3 separate regions of the Homo sapiens genome follow, and all the other regions are linked to region 1. Evidence: read pairs that join two places in POLR2A ChIA-PET (ENCODE). Cell type or tissue: CD4-positive, alpha-beta T cell. All regions are shown on one strand.

What was found. ChIA-PET counts read pairs that join two places held together with the same protein. Peaks named below come from ENCODE experiments on the same cell type or tissue, not always from the same donor. Only the 100,000 strongest peaks of a DNase experiment are listed, where the experiment ranks them.
Region 2: POLR2A ChIA-PET joins it to region 1 with 5 read pairs; 3 of 35 experiments call an interaction of 5 or more read pairs at or near these places.
Region 3: POLR2A ChIA-PET joins it to region 1 with 8 read pairs; 2 of 35 experiments call an interaction of 5 or more read pairs at or near these places.

Annotation. Positions count from the first base shown.
Region 1 is chr19:2,254,947-2,262,946 of GRCh38, forward strand. It overlaps JSRP1 (junctional sarcoplasmic reticulum protein 1), which reads right to left and starts at 1,471. Exons shown (of 7, transcript NM_144616.4): 1 at 1,437-1,471; 2 at 260-398. The coding sequence starts at 368. RefSeq lists enhancers at 1,146-1,225, 5,539-5,678. In CD4-positive, alpha-beta T cell, a CTCF peak has its summit at 7,115; DNase peaks (open chromatin) are centred at 1,540, 3,215, 5,535 and 7,035; H3K4me3 peaks cover 438 bases; H3K27ac peaks cover 1,284 bases.
Region 2 is chr19:2,001,490-2,009,489 of GRCh38, forward strand. All of the region lies in intron 1 of BTBD2 (BTB domain containing 2), which reads right to left. Among named protein-coding and RNA genes, the nearest start is that of BTBD2, 10 kb to the right of the region's middle. In CD4-positive, alpha-beta T cell, no CTCF peak of the experiment used is centred here; no DNase peak of the experiment used is centred here.
Region 3 is chr19:2,553,199-2,561,198 of GRCh38, forward strand. It overlaps GNG7 (G protein subunit gamma 7), which reads right to left. Exons shown (of 5, transcript NM_052847.3): 3 at 1,951-1,990. Among named protein-coding and RNA genes, the nearest start is that of MIR7850, 74 kb to the right of the region's middle. RefSeq lists enhancers at 3,475-4,088, 6,518-7,018. In CD4-positive, alpha-beta T cell, no CTCF peak of the experiment used is centred here; no DNase peak of the experiment used is centred here; H3K4me3 peaks cover 244 bases; H3K27ac peaks cover 23 bases.

The DNA.
Region 1 (8,000 bases):
CAGCTTTGCCCAAAGACACCCAGCATTTCAGTGGCAACGTGGGATTCGAACCTAGATCTGTGTGGCCCAGCACCTGTCTTCCTTGGGGGCTCCTTACAGACCCCTGAGGCAGAAATGAGGGCCAGGGGTTGAACATGGGGAGCACACTATAAGCCAGTCCAGTGTGGGAGGCTAAGAAGCTCTAGTCTCTGAAGATGGGCCTCCTGGCTCAAGGGGACCATCAGGGAAGGGCTTCCTCCCGCCAGCGCCACAAGGGTACCTGAAGCCCTGTCCTCCTGGGTCTCGGCCAGCGCAGAGTGGTCCTCCAGGGCCTGGCAGCTGCCCAGGCCGCCATCCAGCTCCTCCCAGGCTCTGGTTGTCATGGACATGGCTGGAGCAGCAGCAGGTCCCAGGCCAGGCTGGGAGGGGTGGGGAACAAGGTCTTGCATTTACTGAGTCTCTGCCACAGGCCTGGGCCTGACCTGGAGGTTCTGCGGACACCAACTAACAGGCCCCGTCCTCCCACCCCTCCTCACTCGGCAAATTCATACTCATGCCAGGCATGGCCCGGCGCCCACTCCAGGCATCTCTCTGACCCCGCATGCCTGCCCTGGGACCCCTCCCTACCGCCCAGCCTCACTGGGGTCCAGTATCCATCAGTACAGTAGCCCAGGCTGCTCTGGCCCAGAGAGGGCGGGAGCCCCTGCAGGACAACACAGCAATGAGTCCCAGACGCACCCCAAACCGAAACTCTTGGCCCCAGAGTCAGCTCATGTTCTCTGAGACCAGGGACTATTTTTATCTGGTGCCTGAGGCCAGCGGGACAGGCTAACAGGTGCCCCAGCCCCTCCCAGGCCTCTGCTCTCATGGGGTCTCCCTCTGGGCCACCCTGACTTGCCATTCTGGGCACCCACATCCTGCTGCGTGACCCTGTGAGTCTACAGGCTCAGGCCCCAGCAGCAGAACCATCCTGGCTCTGGTCGTGACAGGCCGGGGCAGGGGAGGAGGGTCCCGGTTGTGGTTGGGGGTCTTCTGATCCTGACACAGAGTACCCTGCCTTGTCCCACTAACTCTGTTCCCATAGGACAGATGAGGAAACCGAGGCTAGAGACAGTGCCATTGGCTGGAGGTCGCAAGGAGCTTCAAGTCAGACCCAAAGCTGTACTCTTCAGGGTCCCCATGGCCTCTGGCTGCTGGGATTAGGGTGTCCCTGTATCTAGGCTGAAAAACCACCCAGCCCTGGGGCTCCAAGACCTGGAAGGGGCCTATTGCGTGGCAGTGGGGGAGGGGCCCAAGAAGCATGGGAGGCTGGTGTGTGGCCCCTGGGTGTGCATGGGGGCAGCTCCAGGAATTGGGGACCCTTACAGTCCTCTGCAACACCCCTTCACACCCCGGGAGCCCACACCTCTGCCCGGGATTCCCCCAGCCTCACTTCCTTACCCCCGAGCCTCGCTTACCCGCCAGCCGCTTTGCTGAGCCTTGTGGACAGGACGGAGGATGGGGAGGGTGGCCCCGTGATGGACGGCAACAGGTGGCCAGAGACCGCGGGTGGGCCAATCAGCATGCCCGCTGGAGTGAGGTCACAGCCGGGGAGTCCCCCACCCTTCCCTGCCATTGCAGCAGGGCAGGGCATTGCTCCTACTCAGCACTCGCCACTGCCACCCAGGGAGACGTAGCGCCTGCAGCTGGGACTACAGGCGCGCACCATCACACCCGGTAAGTTTTCAATTTTTTTTGAGACGGAGTCTCGCTCTGTCTCCCAGGCTGGAGTGCGGTGGCGCGATCTCCACTCACTGCAAGCTCCGCCTCCCGGGTTCACGCCATTCCCGTGCCTCAGCCTCCCGAGTAGCTGGGACTACAGGCGCCCGCCACCGCGCCCGGCTAATTTTTTTTGTATTTTTAGTAGAGATGGGGTTTCACCGTGTTAGCCAGGATGGTCTCGGTCTCCTGACCTCGGAATCCGCCCACCTTGGCCTCCCAAATTGCTGGAATTACAGGCGTGAGCCACTGCACCCGGACTAATTTTTGTATTTTTTTTTCAGTAGAGACAGGGTTTCCCTATGTTGGCCAGGCTGCTCTCGAACTCCTGACCGCAAGTAATCCATGTGATCCGCTCGCCTTGGCCACCCAAAGTGCTGGGATCCCAGGCGGGAGCCCCTGCAATGCATTCATTCCTGCTGTTTAAAGCCACTGTATTTGGGGTCATTTGTTTCTGTGGCTCTGGCAGGCTCATACACTCGGAACTGCCTGCTCCCACACCGTCATGCAGAGAAACCTGACGCCTCTGCTCTGGAGAGGACCCGGGGTCTCTCAGCCCCCAAAGGCACATTCTAAGGCCTGCAGGCAGATGTTTGAGCCCTACCTGCAAAGCATGGTGACTCTGGGAGTCCTGAGGGAAGAGGGGAAGTGGATTTTGGTGGTGAGGCCTGTGTGTTAAAAATCCTGAGTGAATGGCCGGGCGCGGTGGCTCACGCCTGTAATCCCAGCACTGTGGGAGGCTGAGGCGGGCGGATCGCCTGAGGTCGGGAGTTTGACACCAGCCTGGCCAACATGGTGAAATCTTGTCTCTATTAAAAATACAAAAATTAGTGAGGCGTGATAGTGGATGCCTGTAATCCCAGCTACTGGGGAGGCTGAGGCAGGAGAATTGCTTGAACCCGGGAGGTGGAGGTTGCAGTGAGCCGAGATCACATCATTGCACTCCAGCCTGGGCGACAGAGTGAGACTCTGTCTCAAATAATAATAATAATTCTGAGTGAATAGGGCCTCCCCAGGAACTACCAAGAGACCCAGAAGGCCAGCCCGCCTTCAGCAAAGCAAGGGCTGGGGTTCCCTGGTCCCCACTCCCTCCGCTTTAGAAACGGCTCTCGGCCGGGCGCGGTGGCTCACGCCTGTAATCCCAGCACTTTGGGAGGCCAAGGCAGGTGGATCACAAGGTCAGGAGATTGAGACCCTCCTGGCTAACACGGTGAAACCCCGTCTCTACTAAAAATACAAAAAATTAGCTGAGTGTCGTGGCGGGCGCCTGTAGTCCCAGCTACTCGGGAGGCTGAGGCAGGAGAATGGCGTGAACCCGGGAGGCAGAGTTTGCAGTGAGCCGAGATGGCACCACTGCACTCCAGCCTGGGCGACAGAGCGAGACTCTGTCTCAAAAAGAAAAAAAAAAAGAAATGGCTCTCATTTTTTTCTGTATGACACAAGGCAGAGACAAACAGGAAACAAAGAGAAGCTGAAAGCAAAAACTGTAAAGCACCTGTCATCTTCCCGCCCCCAAACAGACACTGTTTAATAGTTTGACATGTTCTTTCCGCTGTTTGTAACTTGTGATTTTATTATTAGTTCCATATTTATTTTTATAAAGCTGGCATAATTAGCGAAGGGCTGAACATCTTGTTTGTAACCTAGATTTATTTTTTCTTCCTAAAAGTTTTTTTGTTGTTGTTGAGATGGAGTCTCTCTCTGTCACCCAGGCTGGAGTGCAATGGCGCGATCTCGGCTCACTGCAACCTCTGCCTCCTGGGTTCAAGCGATTCTCCTGCCTCAGCCTCCCGAGGACCTAGGATTACAGGCATGCACCACTGCGCCTGGCTAATTTTCATATTTTTAGCAGAGATGGGGTTTCACCATGTTAATCAGGCTGGTCTCAAACTCCTGACCTCAGGCGATCTGCCCACTCTGGCCTCCTGAAGTGTTGGGATTACAGGCGTGAGCCACAGTGCTTGGCCCCTCCTAAAAGTATATTACAGCTTGGCAGTTCCTCAAAAAGCTAAAATAGAATGACCATAAGATGCAGAAACTCTACTCCTAGGTATCTACGAAAAGGAATCCGAAGCTTGGACTCAGATATTTGCACACCCAAGTTCAGGGCAGCACGATTCTCCGCAGCCACATGGTGTAGGCAGCTCTAGCGTTCCATCCTCAGATACACGGATCAACACAGCGTGGCCCTTCCACACGGTGAAGTACGACACAGCCGTGAACAGGAACGAGGCTCTGACTGCGGCCATGGCGTGAATGCACTTTAAGGATGTCACGCTCGGTGAGAGGTGCCAGACACAGAAGGCCATGCTGTATGTGATCCCATTTCTATGAAATGTCCAGGACAGGGCCGGGTACAGTGGCTCATGCCTGTAATCCCAGCACTTTGGGAGGCCAAGGTGGGTGGATCACGAGGTCAGGAGATCGAGACCATCCTGGCTAACACGGTGAAACCCCGTCTCTACTAAAAATACAAAAAATCAGCCGGGCGTGGTGGCGGGCGCCTGTAGTCCCAGCTACTTGGGAGGCTGAGGCAGGAGAATGGCGTGAACCCGGGAGGCGGAGCTTGCAGTGAGCTGAGATCACGCCACTGCACTCCAGCCCGGGCGACAGAGCGAGACTCCGTCTCAAAAAAAAAAAAAAAAAAAAAAAGAAATGTCCAGGACAGGCCAATTCACAGAGACAGGAAGGGGATTTGTGGGTGCCGGGGCTGGGAAGGGGATGGGGAGTGATGGCTGATGGGGATGGAGCTTCATTTAGGGTGACAAGAATGTTCTGGAATAAGACAGGGGTGGTGGTTGCTGAGTCATTTCACTTAGGATGATGATCTCCAGCTCCATCCATGTTGCTGCAAAATATGATTTCATTTGTTTGTTTTTTGAGACAGGCTCTCATCTCCGTCACCCAGGCTGGCATGCGTTGGCGCAATCAGGGCTCACTACAGCCTCAGCCTCTTCAGCTCAGGTGGTCATCCCACCTCAGCCTCCTGAGTAGCTGGGACCACAGGTGCCTGACACCACACGCAGCTAATTTTTTATTTTCTATTTATGAGACAGAGTCTCACTCTGTGGCCCAGGCTCCAGTGCAGTGGGGCCATCTCTGCTCATTGCAACCTCTGCCTCCCAGGCTCAAGCGATTCTCCTGCCTCAGTCTCCTGAGGAGCTGGGATTACAGGCATATGCCACCATGCCCAGCTAATTTTTTTTTTTTTTTGAGATGGAGTTTCGCTCTTGTCACCCAGACTGGAGTGCAGTGGCACAATCTCGGCTCTCTGCAACCTCTGCCTCCCGGGTTCAAGTGATTCTCCTGCCCCAGCCTCCCAAGTAGCTGCGATTACAGGTGCCTGCCACCACATCCAGCTAATTTTTGTATTTTTAGTAGTGACAGCGTTTTGCCATGTCGACCAGGCTGGTCTCAAACTCCTGACCTCAGGTGATCCACCTGCCTCGGCCTCCCAAAGTGCTGAGATTACAGGCGTGAGCCACTGCGCCCAGCTGCTAATTTTTGCATTTTTAGTAGAGATGGTGTTTCACCATGTTGCCCAGGCTGGTCTCGAACTCCTGGGCTCAAGTGATCCACCGGCCCTGGCCTCCTGAAATGCTGGGATTACAGGTGTGAGCCACCACGCCCTGTCTCTATGCTTAACTTTTTGAAGAGCCACCAGTCTCTCTTCCAAAGCGACTGAACTGTTTTACCTGCCCAGCAGCCATACAGGAGCGTTCCAACTTCTCCACGTCCAACTCGTCATTTTCCAGTTTCTTTGTTTGTGTTTTTATTGCCAGCCTAGTGGGTGTGAACGGCATGATCTCATTGTGGTTTCGATTTGCATTTCTCTGGTCAAAATAAATAGCTTTTTTTTTTTTTAAGAGACCAGGTCTCCCTATGTTAGCGAGGGTAGTCTGAAACCCTTGGCCTCAAGCAATCCTCCTGCCTTGGCCTCCCAAAGTGCTGGGATCACAGGCGTGAGCCACCGCGCCCAGCCTCAACAGCATTTTCACCTTCTTATTCTCATAGTGTCTCCCTTTGCATTCCTTTCCTGGAAGGCTCAGCTTTCCCAGAAGCAAAGCCTGGACACGGGGCCTCTGTGGGACTTTCTTTTTTTATCTTTTTTTTTTTTGAGACGGAGTCCAGCCCTGTTGCCCAGGCTGGAGTGCAATGGCGCAATCTCGGCTCACTACAACCTCTGCCTCCTGGGTACAAGCAATTCTCCTGCCTCAGCCTCCCAAGTAGCTGGGATTACAGGTGCGCACCACCATGCCCAGCTAATTTTTTGTATCTTTAGTAGAGATGGGGTTTCACCATGTTGGCCAGGGTGATCTTGAACTCCTGACCTAGTGATCCACCTGCCCCGGCCTCCCAAAGTGCTGGGGTTACAAGTGTGAGCCACTGAGCCCGGCCTGGACTTTTTTTTTTTTTTAAGACTGAGTCTGCCCAGGCTGGAGTGCAGTGGCACAATCTCGGCTCACTGCAACCTCTGCCTCCCAGGTTCAAGTGATTCTCCTGCCCCAGCCTCCCAAGTAGCTGGGATTACAGGTGCATGCCACCACACCCAGCTAATTTGTGTATTTTTAGTACTGACAGGGTTTTGCCATGTCATCCAGGCTGGTCTTGAATTCCTGACCTCAGGTGATCCTCCTGCCTCGGCCTCCCAAAGTGCTGGGATTACAGGCATGAGCCACCACACCCGGCCTATTTTTGCTAATTTTGTGAAGAACAGTGTCAGCTGAGGGCACTGACTCTGGATGGAGACGACTCAGATTCTGACCCTGACTCCACTGCTGCCTGGCTGTGCCACAGTTTCTTTTCCTGTAAAATGGAAATAAAATGGAGACCCCACCTCCTGGGGTCCTTGTGAGCATTAAGCCAAGCACGGGGACAGGTGCTTGGCTCCTGTACACAGCTTGAGCTGTGTACTCATATTGTTATCGCTGCCATGACAAAGGTGCGGAAGCCACTGAGGCTGTGAGATTCCGCACCCCGTGGAAGCCCAATGGTGACACCCCCCACAGCAGGGTCCTTCCAGCCTCTGGAACACAAAACACCTGAGTGGGAAACCCCCAGGGGACCCTCAGCATGGGCCACTGAGGCAGGAGGTTGAGAACTGTGGGGAGTGCTGGGCAGTGGCCAACTTCCTGCCTCTGCCAGGGCAGCACACCAGTTTCATTTGTGTCCACCCTACTTGTTCTCAGGGAGAGGTGGCTCCTTTCCTGGGGTGACTTCTAGGCTGGGGCATTTAATTGCTAGTGTGAGATCTTCCAGGGTCTTCCTCTCTTGGCCATAGTGACGTTCAAGATGGCAGGGGAGGTGAGCAGCGCCCCCTAGGGCCTGAGAAGCTCATGGAGCAAGAACAAGAAATAGACCTTTCCTGGTTTGCAGGTGTGTTTACAATTTTTTTGTTTTGTATTTATTTATTTATTTTAAAAATTTTATTCATCTATTTATTTTTGAATGGGGGTCTTGCTATATTGCCCAGGCAGGTCTTGAACTCCTGGACTCAAGCTATCCTCCTGACTCTGCCTCTCTAAGAGCTGGCATTATAGGTGTGAGCCACCATGCCTGGCCCGTTTTGTTTTGTTTTTTAAAGAGATAGGGCTGGGCACAGTGGCTCACACCTGGGAGGCCGAGGCAAGTGGATCACTTGAGGCTCGGAGTTCAAGAGCAGCCTGGGCAACGTAGCAAGACCCTGTCTGTACAAGAAAAAGAAAAAAAAAGAAAAGAAAAACAATAAAAAACAATTTTACGACTGGGCGTGGTGGCTCACGCCAGTAATCTCAGCACTTTGGGAGGCCGAGGCGGGTGGATCACGAGGTCAGGAGTTCAAAACCAGCCTGGCCAAGATGGTGAAACCCCATCTCTACTAAAAATACAAAAGAAATTAGCCAGGCGTGGTGGCAGGTACCTGTAATCCCAGTTACTTGGGAGGCTGAGGCAGAGAAGTGCTTGAACCCGGGAGGCAGAGGTTGCAGTGAGCCAAGATTGCGCTACTGCACTCCAGCCTGGGTGACTCCGTCTCAAAAAAAAAAAATTTACAAAAGTAAAGGTCAAACTCCATGAAAATAGAGACATGGACAATGTGGGGCAGGAAATACTGAAGAGCCGCAGAGAATGAGGTTCAGATGCTCTGCGCATAAAGCTTTCTTCCTTTTTCTATAACAAACCTTTGTGAATGCATTAGGCCAGGCACGGTGGCTCACACATGTAATCCCAGCACTTTGGGAGGCTGAGCCACGAGGATCACCTGAGCCCAGGAGTTTGAGACCAGC
Region 2 (8,000 bases), 250 kb before region 1:
CTCAAAAAGAAAAGAAAACAGGTTAAAGACCGAAAGAATTGTGTGGTGCACAAAGGGCCAATGATTCCGTGATGTAATCTACGCAATGCAACGTCCATGAAGAGCCTTAAACCACAGGGCTGAACCTCCAAGCTGGTGACTTTATCCACGTGCCACGAGGGTGGCCGTCCCGAGCCCACAGGACACAGGTGCAGGTGCTCCGATACCCTCTGGACATGTGAACCTCTTCATCTGGCTGCAAGATGTCCTTGCTGTTTTTGTGTTTTGAGACGGAGTCTCGCTCTGCCGCCCAGGCTGGAGTGCAGTGGCGCAATCTTGGCTCACTGCAACCTCCGCCTCCCGAGTTCCAGTGAGCCTCCTACTTCAGCCTCCCGAGTAGCTGGGACTACAAGCATAGCACCACCATGCCTGGCTAATTTGTGTATTTTTTTAGTAGAGATGGGGTTTCACCATGTTGGCCAGGGTGGCCTCGAACTCCTGACGTCAGATGATCCGCCCGCCTCCGTCTCCCAAAGTGCTGGGATTACAGGTGTGAGCCCCCACGCCTGGAAGAGATGTCCTTTATTAAATCTTTCATTTATTTTTATTTCATTTTTATTTTTAGTTTTTACAGGTGTGGTCTCACTCTGTCACCCAGGCTGAAGTGCAGTGGCACGATCATAGCTCACTGCAGCCTCAACCTCCTGGACTCAAGCAATGATCCCACCTCAGCCTCCCGGTAGCTGGGAACACACACACAAGCCACAATGCCCAGCTAACTGTTAAATGTTTTGTACAGACGGGGTCTCGCTATGTTGCCCAGGCTGGTCTCAAACCCCTGGGCTCAAGCGATCCTCCCAGTTCAGCTGCCCAAAGCGCTGTGATTACAGGCAAACTGATAACTGTATTTCTCGAAGTTCTGTAAGCTGTTATGGCTAATTATCAAGCTCAAGGACGGAGATGTGGGACTCCTGATTTTAGTCAGAGAGAAGTGTGGGTCACCTGGGGACTCGCCCCTGCAACAGGCATCTGACGTGGGTGGCACGGGGCTCAGCTGACCACCTGTGGGGTCTGTGCTCACTCTGGATGGTGGGTGTGAGGGTTGAGTTAAATTGTAGGATGCCGCCGGGCACAGGGGCTCATGCCTGTAATCCCAGCACTTTAGGAGGCCGAGGCGGGTGGATCATGAGGTCAGGAGATCGAGACCATCCTGGCTAACACGGTGAAACCCCGTCTCTACTAAAGATACCAAAAACAAATTAGCCAGGCGTGGTGGTGGGCGCCTGTAGTCCCAGCTACTCGGGAGGCTGAGGCAAGAGAATGGTGTGAACCCAGGAGGCGGAGCTTGCAGTGAGCTGAGATTGCGCCACGGCACTCCAGCCTGGGCGACAGAGTGAGACTCCGTCTCAAAAAAAAAAAAAAAAAAGAAAAAAAAATTGTAGTATGCCCAGTTTGTATCTACAAGATGAGGAATCACTTGCTGTGGAAAACCCACACACAGTGCCAGAACTCCTATGAGGAGTAAAAACAGATTTTCCTTTATATCCAAACAGAAACCATGAGAGCTGGAGTGGCTACGTCAACATCAAAAGAAAGACGCCACTTTGGGAGGCCAAGGCAGGAGGATCGTTTTAGCCCAAGAGCTGAAGATCAGCCTGAGCAATGTAGCAAGACTCCGCCTTGCCTACTTTTCTACGAAAAGTTTAAAACTTAGCCGCACACAGGCTGGGTGCAGTGGCTCACCCCTGTAATCCCAGCACTTTGGGAGGCCGAGGCAGGCAGATCACAAGGTCGGGAGTTCAAGACCAGCCTGGCCAACATGGTGAAACCCCGTCTCTGCTAAAAAAGTACAAAAATTAGCCAGGCATGGTGGCGTGCACCTGTAATCCCAGCTACTCGGGAGGCTGAAGCAAGAGACTTGCTTGAACCCAGGAGGTGGAGGTCGCAGTGAGCCAAGATTGCATCACTGCACTCGAGCCTGGGCGACAGGGCAAGACTCCGTCTCAAACAAACAAAAAAGGCCAGGTGCGGTGGCTCACGCCTGTAATCCCAGCACTATGGGAGGCCAAGGCAGGTGATCACATGAGGTTGGGAGTTCAAGACCAGCCTAACCAACATGGAGAAATCCCGTCTCTACTAAAAATACAAAATTAGCCGGGTGTGGTGATGCATGCCTGTAATCCCAGCTATTCGGGAGGCTGAGGCAGGAGAAGAATCGCTTGAACCCGGGAGGCGGAGGTTGTGATGAGCCGAGATCACGCCATTGCACTCCAGCCTGGGCAACAAAAACGAAACTCCGTCAAAGAAAAAAAAAAAAAAGAGAAAGAAAAGAAAAGAAAAGAAAAAGGAATCTCTGGACCCCAAAATCACTACTCCAAAGGGAAAAATCAAGCTGGAACCGCTTAGGGCAAACCAGCCTTCTGTTCTATTCCTTAAAAAGACAGCTACCAAGATAAAAAAGCTACATACCTCCCTCCCAATCTGTCCACAAGGAAATTCCTTGCAGACAAAGGACAGAGAGAACTCAGCCATCCCTCCGCTCACCGAGATAAATGCGTATCTGATTGCTGCCTTTGGAAAGGCTCATCAGAAACTCAATGCAATGGTCTGTTTCTTACCTATGACCTGGAAGCCCCTCCCAGCTAAGAGTTTCCCCCCTTTCTGGACTGAACCAATGTTCATTTTACATATATTGATTGATGTCTCATGTCCCCTAACATGTATAAAACCAACCTGTGCCCCACCCACCCTGGGAACATACCGTCAGGACCTCCTGAGGCTGTGTCACAGGCACACATCCTTAATGTTGGCAAAACAAACTTTTTTTTTTTTTTTTTTGAGATGGAGTTTCACTAGTGTTGCCTAGGCTGGAGTGCAATGGCATGATCTCAGCTCACCACAAAATCACAAAATCTGCCTCCCGGGTGCAAGCAATTCTCCTGCTTCAGCCTCCCGAGTAGCTGGGATTACAGGCATGCATCACCACGCCCAGCTAATTCTGCATTTTTAGTAGAGACGGGGTTTCTCCATGTTGTTCAGGCTGGTCTCCAACTCCTGACCTCAGGTGATTCGCCCGCCTCGGCCTCCCGAAGTGCTGGGATTACAGGCGTGAGCCACCGCCCCCGGCCAGGCAAAATAAACTTTCTAAATTGACTGAGACCTGTCTCAGATATTCAGGGTTCACATAACAAACCTTCATATATACCCCCTGAGTCGAAAATAAAATCAGGCCAGGAGCAGTGGCTCATGCCTGTAATCCCAGGACTTCGAGAGGCCAAGGCAGGAGGATCACTTGAGCCCAGGAGTTTGAGACCAGCCTCGGCAACATAGAAAGACCCCATCTCTACAAAAAAAAAATTATTATTTTTTTTTAGATGGAGTCTTGCTCTGTCACCCAGGCTGGAGTGCAGTGGTGCCATCTCGGTTCACTGCAACCCGTCTCCCAAGTTCAAGCGATTCTCCTGCCTCAGCCTCCCGAGTAGCTGGGACTACAGGCGCCCACCACCACGCCCGGCTAATTTTTTTGTATTTTTAGTAGAGACGGGGTTTCACCGTGTTAGTCAGGATGGTCTCAATCTCCTGACCTCGTGATCTGCCTGTCTCGGCCTCCCAAAGTGCTGGGATTACAGGCGTGAGCCACTGCGCCCAGCCAGGAATTCTTTTGACTGCCAAATTCCATGGAATCTGTGAACCGCGGTTTGTTTCTGCACTCACTGGCTGGTCTGCGGGTTTTCCGGTTTTGAGCTACTGTGAATCATGCTGCTCTGGGCATTCACGCACGAGGCTGTGTGAGGACACAGATTCTCCTTCTCCTGGATAAATGCCTCGGAGTGGAATGACCCTGACGTTTAACATTTTCTTTTTTGAGGCAGGGTCTCACTCTGTCACCCAGGCTGGAGTGCAGTGCTATGATCACAGCTCACTGCAGCCTTGACTTCCTGGGCTCAAGTGATCCTCTCACCTCAGCCTCCTGAGTATCCGGGACTAGGGCGTGCACCACCATGCCTGGCTAATTTTTAAAATTATTTTTTAGCCAGGCGCAGTGGCTCATGTCTGTCATCCCAGCACTTTGGGAGGCCGAGGCGGGTGGATCACCTGAGGTCAGGAGTTCGAGACCAGCCTGACCAATAGGATGAAACGCCATCTCTCCTAAAAATACAAAACGTAGTCAGGTGCAGTGGCCGGAGCCTGTAATCCCAGCTACTAAGGAGGCTGAGACAGGAGAATCGCTTGAACCTGGGAGGCAGAGGTTGCAGTGAACCAAGATCACACCATCGCGCTCCAGCCTGGGAACAAGAGCAAAACTCCGTCTCAAAAAAAAAAAAAAAAATTATTTTTTAGCCAAAGCAGTGGCTCACACCTGTAATCCCAGTGCTTTGGGAGGCCAAGTTGGGAGGATCACCTGAACCCACAAGTTCAAGACCAGCCTGAGCAACACAGCAGACCCCATCTCTACTAAACAGAAAAAAATCAGCCGAGCATAGTGGTGCATGTCTATAGTCCCAGCTACTTGGGAGGCTAAGGTGGGAGGACTGTTTGAGCCCAGAAGCTGGAGGCTGCAGTGAGCTATGATCGAGCCACTGAACTCCAGTGTGGGTGACAGAGTGAGACCCTGTCTCTAAAAAAAAAAAAAAAAATTTAATTTTTAAAAAGTCTAAGAGTCCAAGGGGTCAATACTAGACACACATGGCTATTTAAATCTATATCCAAATTCAGCTGAATTCAACATTCAACTCCTCGGTCACACTGTCCACATCTGTAGTCCGTACTGGCACATGAGTGCCTAGTATTGGACAGCACACATCCAAACCATCCCGCTTACTACAGGATACTCTACTGCAGAGCACAAGACCACAGAAAAACTGTTAAACCTAATAAGGCTTCAGGAAGAAACAGTTCAAACCAGATAAAAGTAAACATGCCAGCTACTCGGGAGGCTGAGGCAGGAGAATCACTTGAACCCAGGAAGCGGAGCTTGCAGTGAGCTGACACTGTGCCACTGCACTCCAGCCTGGGCGACAGAGCGAGACTCCGTCTCAAAAAAAAAAAAAAAGAAAAGAAAAATCACCCAACTTTATGTCCTTAGAAAGACCAATCTCCTCAGTAAATTCCTTTATCACTTGACAAACTGATTCTCAAGATCATCAGGCACCGTTAGCCCAGGGCTGGCAAACTATGGCCCTTAGAGTGAATCTGGCCCACCACTTGTTTTTGTAAATTAAGTTTTTTTTTTTTCTGAGACGGAGTTTCACTCTTGTTGACCAGGCTGGCCTGCACTGGCACTACCTCAGCTCACTGCAACCTCCTCCTCCCAGATTCAAGCGATTCTCCTGCCTCAGCCTCCTACGTAGCTGGGATTACAGGTGCTCACCACCATGCCCAGCTAATTTTTTTATTTTTTATTTTTTTGAGACGGTCTCACTCTATCGCCCAGGCTGGAGTGCAGTGACGCGATCTCGGCTCGCTGCAACCTCTGCTGCCCAGGTTCAAGCAATTCTCCTGCCTCAGCCTCCCAAGCAGCTGGGATTACAGGCGCTCGCCACCACGCCCGGCTAATTTTTGTATATTTAGTAGAGATGGGGTTTCACCATCTTGGCCAGGCTGGTCTTGAACTCCTGACCTCATGATCCACCTGCCTCGGCCTCCCAAAGTGCTGGGATTACAGGCGTGAGCCACTGCGCCCAGCCACTTTTTGTATTTTTAGTAGAGACGGAGTATCACCATGTTGGCCAGGCTGGTCTTGAACTCCTGACCTGAGGTGATACTCCTGCCTCGGCCTCCGAAAGTGCCAGGATTACAGGTGTAATCCACTGCACCTGGCCAATAAAGTTTTATTAGAACACAGCTCTTCTTGCTCAGTTACATGTTGTTGATTTATGGCTTTTTGTGCTGCTACGGCAGAATTAAGTAGCTGCAACTGAGACAGTATGGCCTGCCAAAAATATTTACTATCTGACCCTTCACATGAATTTGCTGGCACCTGTGTCTTTTATCTGTTTTGGTTTTGTTTTACACACAGTCAAGGTCTCACTATGTTGCCCACACTGGTACCAAACTCTTGGCTTCAAAAGATCTTCCCGCCTTAGGCCAGGGACGGTAGCTCACACCTGTAATCCCAGTACTTTGGGAGGCCGGGGATAGCCTGAGGTCAGGAGTTTGAGACCAGCCCGGCCAAAATGGCGAAACCCCGTCTCTAAAAATACAAAAATTAGCCGGGTGTGGTGGTGCACACCTGTAATCCCAGCCACTCGGGAGGCTGAGGCAAGAGAACTGCCGGGAACCCAGGAGGCAGAGCTTTGCAGCGAGCCAAGATCATGCCACTGCACTTCAGCCTGGGCAACAGAGCGAGACTCTGTCTCAAAAAATAATAAAACAAAACACAGAATATAAGTTCCATAAGGAAGGAGATGTTTTTCTGTCATATGCACCTCCTGTAGCCAGGACTGTATTTCAGTGAGTATCTGTAGGGTGGACAGATGGGTGGATGTGGGTGACTGATTCTAGAAGAGTAATAAATGTGTCAGACCAGCTGAGAAAGTCTTTTTTTTTTTTTGAGACAGAATTTTACTCTTTTTGCCCAGGCTGGAGTGCAGCAGCACGATCTCAGCTCACTGCAACCTCCACCTCCCAGGTTCAAGCAATTCTCCTGCCTCAACCTCCCGAGTAGCTGGGATTACAGGCACCTGCCACCACGCCTGGCTAATTTTGTATTTTTAGTAGAGACAAGGTTTCACTATGTTTGCCAGGCTGCTCTCAAACTCCTGACCTCAGGTGATCCGCCTGCCTCAGCCTCCCAAAGTGCTGGGATTACAGGGGTGAGCCACTGCGCCCACTCTTTTTTTTTTTTTCTAGGTGGAGTCTCGCTGTGTTGCCCAAGCTGGAGCCCAGTCGTGCGATCTCAGATCACCACAACCTCTGCCACCCAGGTTTAAGCGGTTCTCCTGCCTCAGCCTCTCAAGCAGCAGGTGCAAGCCACCATGCCTGGGTACTTTTTGTATTTTTAATACAGACAGAGTTTCACTATGTTGGCCAAGTTGATCTCGAACTCCTGACCTCAGGTGATCTGCCCGCCTTGGCCTCCCAAAATGCTGGGATTACAGGCGTGAGCCACTGTGCCCAGCTTTTTTTTTTTTTTTTTTTAGGGACAGAGTCTCACTCTATCGCCCAGGATGGAGTGCAGTGGTAGGATCATGGCTCACTGCAGCGGCAACCTCCCAGGCTCAGGTGATCCTCCTACCCGAGCCTCCTGAGTAGCAGGGACCACAGGCACACACCACCATGTCCAAGTAATGAGGTCTCGCTATATTGGCCAGACTGGTCTCGAACTCCTGGGGTCAAGTGATCCTCCCACCTCAGCCTCCCAAAGTGCTGGGATTACAGATGTGAGCCACTGCACTCAGCCTGAAAAGTCTTCACAAAGAATAAAGTTGGGAAGAATTTGGTGAGCAGTTCTCAAAACATACCACAAAGCAGCAATCATCAAACAATGTGTTATGGGAACAAGGACTCACAAAGCAGTCAATGAAATGTGAGACCCCAGAACACACTGTTCTTTTTTTTTTTTTTCCAAGACAGAGTCTCGCTTTGTCACCCAGGCTGAAGTGCAGTGGCACAATCCTGGCTCACTGCAACCTCCGCCTCCCAGGTTCAAACGATTATCCTGCCTCAGCCTCCCCAGTAGCTGGGGTTACAGGCGCTCGCCACCACGCCCGGCTAATTTTTGTGGTTTTTCTTTTTTCTTCTTTTTTGAGGCGGAGTCTCAGTCTGTCACCCAGGTTGGAGTGTGGTGGCGTGATCTTGGCTCACTGCAACCTCCGCCTCCCGGGTTCAAGCAATTCTCCTGCCTCAGCCTCCCAAGTAGCTGGGATTACAGGTGCCCACCGCCACACCAGGCTAATTTTTTGTATTTTTAGTAGAGACGGGGTTTCACCATGTTGTCCAGGCTGGTCTCAAATTCCTGACCTCGTGATCCGCCTGACTCGGCCTCCCAAAGTGCTGGGATTACAGGCGTGAGCCACCAC
Region 3 (8,000 bases), 300 kb after region 1:
ACTGTATGGAAATAAAAGGCATTATCAGAGAACACGGTAGCATTATGAACCAGTGTGTGACATCCAATTAGGTAATCTACACGAAATGGACAAATTCCTAGAAAAACGCGAATGAAACAGATCAGCGATGGTTTCAGGTTCAGCTCACATCTCTTAGATACTGACATGCCAGCATGGTGCTGAGCATATATATATATACATATATATATGTAATATACATTTTATATGCAATATATATGTTATATATTATATGCAATATATTATGTTATATATTATATACTATATATTATATTTTATATGTACATCTCATTACATATATGTACACATTACATGTAACATCACATTACATATATGTAATATCACATGTAATAAATCATATCACATACACGCACATATTACATGCAATATATCATACTACATACATGCACACGTTACATGTAATATGTTATATTACATACATGCACACGTTACATGTAATATGTTATATTACACACATGTGCACATTACATATAATATATTACATATATGTACATATTACATGCAATATATTACATATATGCACATATTGCATGTAATGTTATATCACACACATGTACGTATCATGTGTAATATATCACATACATGTACATATTATATGTAATATTGCATACATGTACATATTATATGTAACATTGCATACATGTACATATTCTATGTAATATTACATACATGTGCATATTGCATGTAATATATTGTATGTAATATATTATATGTAATATATATTACACATATGTATATATTATATGTAATATATATTACACATATGTATATATTATATGTATATATGTATACACAGTGGCGTGCACCTATAGTCCCAGCTACTCAGGAGGCTGAGGCAAAGGGATTGCTTGAACCCAGGAGTTCAAGATTGCAGTGAGCTATGATATAATAGTATATTATAGCAGTGAACTATAATATATTATATATAATATATAATATATATATTTTTTTCTTTTCTTTAGAGACCTGGTCTCACTCTGTTGCCCAGCGTGGAGTCCCATGGTGCAATCACAATCACAGCTCACAGTAGCCTCCACCTCCTGGGCTCAAGTGATCCTTCTGCCTCAGCCTCCCAAAATGCTAGGATGACAGGCACGTGCCACCACACTGGGTATATTTTTTAAGAGACCGGGTCTCACTCTGTCACCTAGGCTGGAGTACAGTGGTGCAATCATAGCTCACTGCAACCCCGAACTCCTGGGTTCAAGCAATCCTCTTGCCTCAGCCTCCTGAGTAGCTGGGACTACAGGCGCACGCCACTGTGTATACATATATATAGGTATATGTGTGTATAAAATATATATGCTATATATATATATATATTTTTTTTTTTTTGAGACAGAGTCTCACTCTGTTGCCCAGGCTGGTGTACGGTGGCATGATCTTAGCTCACTGCAACCTCCATCTCCCAGGTTCAAGCGATTCTCCTGCCTCAGCTTCCAGAGTAGCTGGGATTACAGGCACCTGCCACCATGCCCTGCTAATTTTTGTACTTTTGGTAGAGACGGGGTTTCGCTGTGTTGGTCAGCCTGGTCTCAAACACCTGACCTCAGGTGACCCACCTGCCTCAGCCTCCCAAAGTGCTGGGATTACAGGCGTGAGCCACTGCACCTGGCTATTTTTATATTTTTGTATCTATATGCTTGTTTAATCTTTGCAACCTTCCTGCAAAACGGAGAACGTCATCTCCACTGCAGACAGTTGACGCGAACCCACCCAAACGGGGCAGAGCTGGTAAAAGGGGATCTGGGATTTGAACTCAGGTTTCCTGGCTCTGAGCCCGGAGCCCTTTTATGGGATGACTCAACCTCCCAAAGTGTCAGGCACACATAAAAGACTGGGGCTTGTTTGTTCCTTTTTCTAAAAAACAAGAGATTCCAACCTCATGAAGTAAGAGAAAATGCCACATACCTTTTTTAGTTTTCCCAGGAATCACAGCTTGCTGTACACCCTGTTTAAAAAAGGAGAGAGAAAGAGAAAAGCATGGTTACATATTTTTTACTTACAAGGAACTCACAGAGCTACCTCCAGCTTTTATCGGAGAACGACGTTGCTGTCCCCAAAAATGAGGCATGGGAATTCGAAAGGGCCGTGCCCTCCGGAGAAAACGGGGGCAGAATCCACTTTATTCTTTACCACCGATCCGTGCGGAGAAGACCTGGATGCTTCTCTTGCTGGACAACAGGGCAAATTATCTTCCAGAAACTTGTGTTATTCCATTTCAGAACAAGGAAGCCCCAACCCCACAGTCAAAGTCCAGTCCATCAGACACACCAGTGCAAGAAAAACAAAATACCCAGGCACGGCGCCTTCCCATGGAATACTTCGGTGTTTTTCCATCTCTGATTTCTACTTTTATGTAAGCCACGTGCCGGGCAAAGGGAGAGGTGGAAAGTGGAAACTGGGGACAAACCAATTAACCCCGAATGGAGGAAGTGACAGGTATACGGGGGGCAGGAAGGCCGGGGGTCTCATGTGAGCCGCCCAGGGCCAGGAGGTCAATAGGAAGGAAAGAACGTCTCCAGGCCCCGGTGATTGGTCTCCGGGGGTCGGGGCGGTTGGGGCCTTTGGAGCTGCGGTTTTCCATGGAACGGAATCCTCTGTTCCAAGCCGGACCCTGCACAGGGCCAGGCCCCGTATCCGTCTCCAATGCACAGTGCACGGATCGCGAGGGGGGGCCCACGGCCGTCTCCAATGCACAGTGCACGGATCGCGAGGGGGGCCCACGGGGACCACCTTCCGTGGTCTTTCCTGACTCCCACTAAGGTCTGGAGGGAGATCCAGGCAGCGATCTGCCCCCTCCAGCTTCGCGGCAGCCTCCTATTTCGTGGACAAGGAGGCCCGAGGCAGGCAAAGGCCCCTGCCTTGCGGAGCGTCTACACCGGCCGAGGTCATGGGGCCGGGACTTGCGCACAATGAACCCAGATGCCAGGTTCTGTGTCTCCCGGTTAGGCCACCACTGCTCTGCTGCTGAGCCGGCAGCCCCACTTGGAGAAGCCAGGAGCTGCACCACTGTCAGCTCTAGGGGAGGCCCCGTCCTGCCTAGCGGGGCTCACCCTGCAGTGGGCTTGCCCGGCGAGGTCAGCAGACGCCCCTGCACCGGGCCCAACCCAGGCCCAGCTTCCTGAGCTGCTCGAGGCCGGGCTGGGCCGGGTTCACGTGGCCAAGGCTGTTTCCCTCCTGCCCTGAAGGGCCCCTGTGGTCTCTGAAGCCGGCCAGGCCCCTCTTCCGTCACAAACATTTGCTATTTCCACAAACCAATGGGTTTTTTTCCACCGACACAAAGAAGAGCCACATGGCTGCTGCTCCTGGGCTGGAGTCCGGGCCACCCACACACGACACTTTCTCAGCAGCCCTGCGCCCCGGGGCTGCATTGGAGGCCAAGGAAGCTGAGGTCGGCGGGAAGCCTCCTCACCTTGCAGCCCAGCTGGGGAGGCCGAGTCCCGGCTTTCCCAGAGGCTCCCGGGTCTCAGCTGCAGGAAGGCGGTGACTGAGGTCACCTTCTCCTAAGCCAGGGTCTCTCCTCCCACCCAGCAATACGGACACCAGCGCCGGATTGTTCTCCGGGGCGGGAGCATCCTGGGCTCTGCAGGGTGGTGAGCTGCGTCCCTGGCATCCACCTGCTCCGTGCCAGGAGCACCCCCCAGATGTGTTGGCCACAAATGTCCCCAGACACTGCCCCGGGTCCCCTGGGGGGCAGAATCACTCCGTGTGAGATCCCTAACCTCTTAGTGACCTAGAGACATCCAGGGGGGCTGCCTCCCCTCCCACCTCTACACACACACACGCACACACAGACACACGCACACTCACACACATATGCACGCACACAGACACACGCACACACGTGCACACAGGAATACTCAGACACACGCACACACGTACACACGTGTACTGCACACTCACGCACATGCACACAAAGACACGCGCACACACGTACACACAAGACACGTGCACACACATTTGCATGCACACACAGACACACATGCACACACAGACGCACATGTGCACACACACGTGCACACACATTTGCACACACAGACACGTGCACACACAGAGGTGCACATACACGCACAGACACACATGTGCACACAGACACACACATGTGCACACACACAGACACACACACACGTGCACGCACACATGCACGCAGGAGCGAGCGCCTCCACCCAGCCCTGCATCTGAAGCAAGGTCCTGCTAGTAAACATGCACAGACTCAAGAAACGAGGGGCTGCAGGACTTTTCCTCCTCCTGCCCAAAGGCACCTGCACTCACAAAAGACTCAGAGGCTCCGCCTGGCCGGGTCAGCGAATGGAGTTGTAGCACCGTTTCAGGACCGTGATAGAGAAAGACGGGAAGTTAGACTTCTGACCCATCACAAACTCTGAGTCAAAGTGCGATGTGCCCAGGCCAGCCCGGTGTGACCTCAGCTCCTGATCCATAAAATCAGGACAGTGACCGAGGATGCTGGGGCCACCTCACCTGCAGCCCCGGGTCAGCCTCAGAACCCACAGGACTTTGACCCTGCCCCAGGCCATGGTCCTTGACCAGGGAACCACAGCTCCTTATTCTGATGGGGTGACTCGGTGCATTTCTCTCTCAGGCTTACTTTTTTTCTCTTTGAGACAGAGTCTCACTCTGTCGCCCAGGCTGGACTGCAGTAGTGCGATCTCGGCTCACTGCAACCTCTGCCTCCTGGGTACAAGCGACTCTCCTGCCTCAGCCTCTCAAGTAGCTGGGACTACAGGCACGGGCCACCAGGCCTGGGTAATTTTTTGTGTTTTTAGTAGAGAGGGGGTTTCACCGTGTTAGCCAGGATGGCCTTGATCTCCTGACCTCGTGATCCGCCCACCTCGGCCTCCGAAAGTGCTGGGATTACAGGCGTGAGCCACCGCGCCCGGCCTCTCAGGCTTACTTTTAGGTGGCTGGAAATACTGCTTTTCATGTGCACACTGTATTATTTTCATCATCCTTGCCACAGATGGGCACCGTGTTTTTTTGTTTTTGTTTTTGTTTTTTTTTTGAGATAGGGTCTGTTACCCAGGCTGGAGTGCAATGGCGTGATCACAGCTCACTGCAGCCTCAACCTCCTGGGCTCAAGCGATCCTCCCTCCTCAGCCTCCTGAGTAGCTGAGACTACAGCCACATGCCACCACACCCAGCTAATTTTTATTCCTGTAGAGATGGGGTTTTGCCATGTTGCCCAGGCTGGTCTCAAACTCCTGGGCCCAAGCGATCCTCCCACCTTGGCCTCCTAAAGTGCTGGATGACAGGTGTGTGCCACTGCACCCGGCCAGCAAAAATGGGTTTAAAGGCAGATGATCAAACCATGTTGTAGAACCTCAATTTTTAAAAATAAGAGAGTGTGTGTAGATGTCTGGGGAAAGGATAAAGTGCTGGGATTGTGGATGATTTTCCTCTCCTTATGTGATTCTCAGATTCTGTAAAATGAAGTTATATAACTTTCTTTCCTCTTCTTTCTTTCTTTCTCTTTTCTTTCTTCCTTCCTTTCCTTCTCTTTCTTTCTTTTTTCTTTCTTTCTTCTCTCTCTTTCCTTTTTATTTATTTATTATTTTTTTTGGGACAGGTGTCATTTTGTCACCCAGGATGGAGTGCAATGGCGCGATCTCTGCTCACTGCAACCTCTGCCTCCTGGGCTCAAGCAATTCTCCTGCCTCAGACTCCCAAGTAGCTGGCATTACAGGCATGCACCACCACTCTTGGCTAATTTTTGTATTTTCAGTAGAGACGGGGTTTCACCAACATGGCCAGGCTGGTCTCAAACTCCTGACCTCATGTGATCCACCCACCTTGGCCCCCCCAAAGTGCTGGGATTATAAGCGTGAGCCATCGCGCCCAGCCAGTTATATTCCTTTCATAGTCACAAAGAATATATATATATACACACACACACATATATATACATATACATATATATCCACAGTTGATTAGATTCTCATTATTTGTGGTAGTTCTGTTCTGTGAAGTCACCACAAAAACTGAGTTTGCGAACACAAATCATTACTCCTAGAGAACATTTTTGTAGGGGTAGTTTCCTTTGAGTTTCAGGAAACTTTCCTTTATCTGATCAATACATGACCTGTTCTGTGTGTCTTTTTTTTTTTTTTTTTGGAGACAGGGTCTCGCTCTGTTGCCCAGGCTGGAGTGCAATGGTGCAATCTCAGCTCACTGCAGCCTCAGTCTCCTGGGCTCAAGTGATTCTACTGCCTTGGCCTCCAGAGTAGCTGGGATTACAGGCACCCACCACCATGTCCGGCTAATTTTTTTTTCTCTCAAGATGGAGTTTGGCTCTTGTTGCCCAGGCTGGAGTACAATGGTGGATGTCGGCTCACTGCAACCTCCGCCTCCTGGGTTCAAGCGATTCTCCTGCCTCAGCCTCCCGAGTAGCTGGGATTACAGGCATGCACCGCCATGCCCAGCTAATTTTGCATTTTTAGTAGAGACAGGGTTTCTCCATGTTGGTCAGACTGGTCTCGATCTCTTGACCTCGTGATCCGCCTGCCTCAGCCTCCCAAAGTGCTGGGATTACAGGCGTGAGCCACCGTGCCTGGCTCAAAGGTGTCTTCTTGAATGCCTATCGATGATGTGAGTGTTGAATAGGGCAGCTGCTCTCTCAGTCCTGCCTGAGCAAAGCTTTTCTCACCTACCAGTTCCTCCACGAGGCCCTGAGGGACACGAGAAGGGGCCTCAGCACGATGCCTGGGGCCACTGCAAACAGCAAAATCACCAAAAAGAGCACAAAAACGCAAACCCCGAGGCTCTCGCTAGACAGTAATGAGGGCGTGGTCCACCTAGGAGGGGAAACGGGGAGGCGGAGCGTGGCCTGGGCTCAGGGAACGCACGTCCATGACTCTAATTTCTTGTCTCTCTCTGCGTGTCCAAGGATAAGAGGGAAAGTACCCCAGGCATTGATTTGGGGTTCACAAATACACACCAAGCCGGCGAATTCGCAAATACGGACTCCGTGAATGACAAAGGGGACTACAGTACAAACCCAGCCTGTCCCTCGCGCCCCTAGTGTGCTGAGGGCCTGGCCGTGGCAGGAAGGAAGGGACCGCCTCAGACCCCACATCACCCCATCCCCCAGGTCTGTCTCCCACCGGCCCCCAGGGTCGATTCTCAGGAGAGGAGGTCCGACCTGCTTTAGGGGGCCCAAGCAGGACCCCTTACCTCCACATCTTATTTCTGTGTCCCACCCAGCCCTTCCCTTGAGGCAGTGATTCTCACCTGGGAGTGGCCCTGCTCCCAGGGGACCCTGGGCGGTGGCTGGGGACATTGTGGTTATCCAGACTTGGGGGTGCTCCTGGCATGGGGTAGGCGGACGCTGCGGTGCCCAGGACGGCCCTGCTCCAGAGAAGGATCCAGCCCCGATGTCCACAGGGCCTGGGGGGACCCTGAATTCATTATTTGGAAAAAAGCTGGGCGCGGTGGCTCACGCCTGTCATCCCAGCACTTTGGGAGGCCGAGGTGGGTGGATCACTTGATGTCAGGAGTTCGAGACCAGCCTGACCAACATGGGTAGACCCCGTCTCTACTAAAAATACAAAAATTAGCCAGGCGTGGTGGTGGGTGCCTGTAATCCCAGGTACTCAGGAGGCTGAGGCAGGAGAACTGCCTGAACCTGGGAGGCGGATGTTGCAGTGAGCCGAGATCGTACCATTGCACTCCAGCCTGGGCGACAGAAGGAGACTGTTTCAAAAAAAAAAAAAAAAAAATTATTTGGGAAAACAGTTGAATGCAATTTCTGCTCACAGTAGGCATCAGAATAAGCTCCCGATGGGGCAGACGGTGTGTAAACCAGAGGGATCCCAGCTCCTGGGACTCACCTCCTCTCTCCCTCCCCCATTCAAGGTGTGGATTGCAATGTGTGCAGCCTCCTGGGACCTCAGCAGGGCAGAGGATCATGGGACGCAGAGTCTCTTGGGGGTCCGTGGAATCCC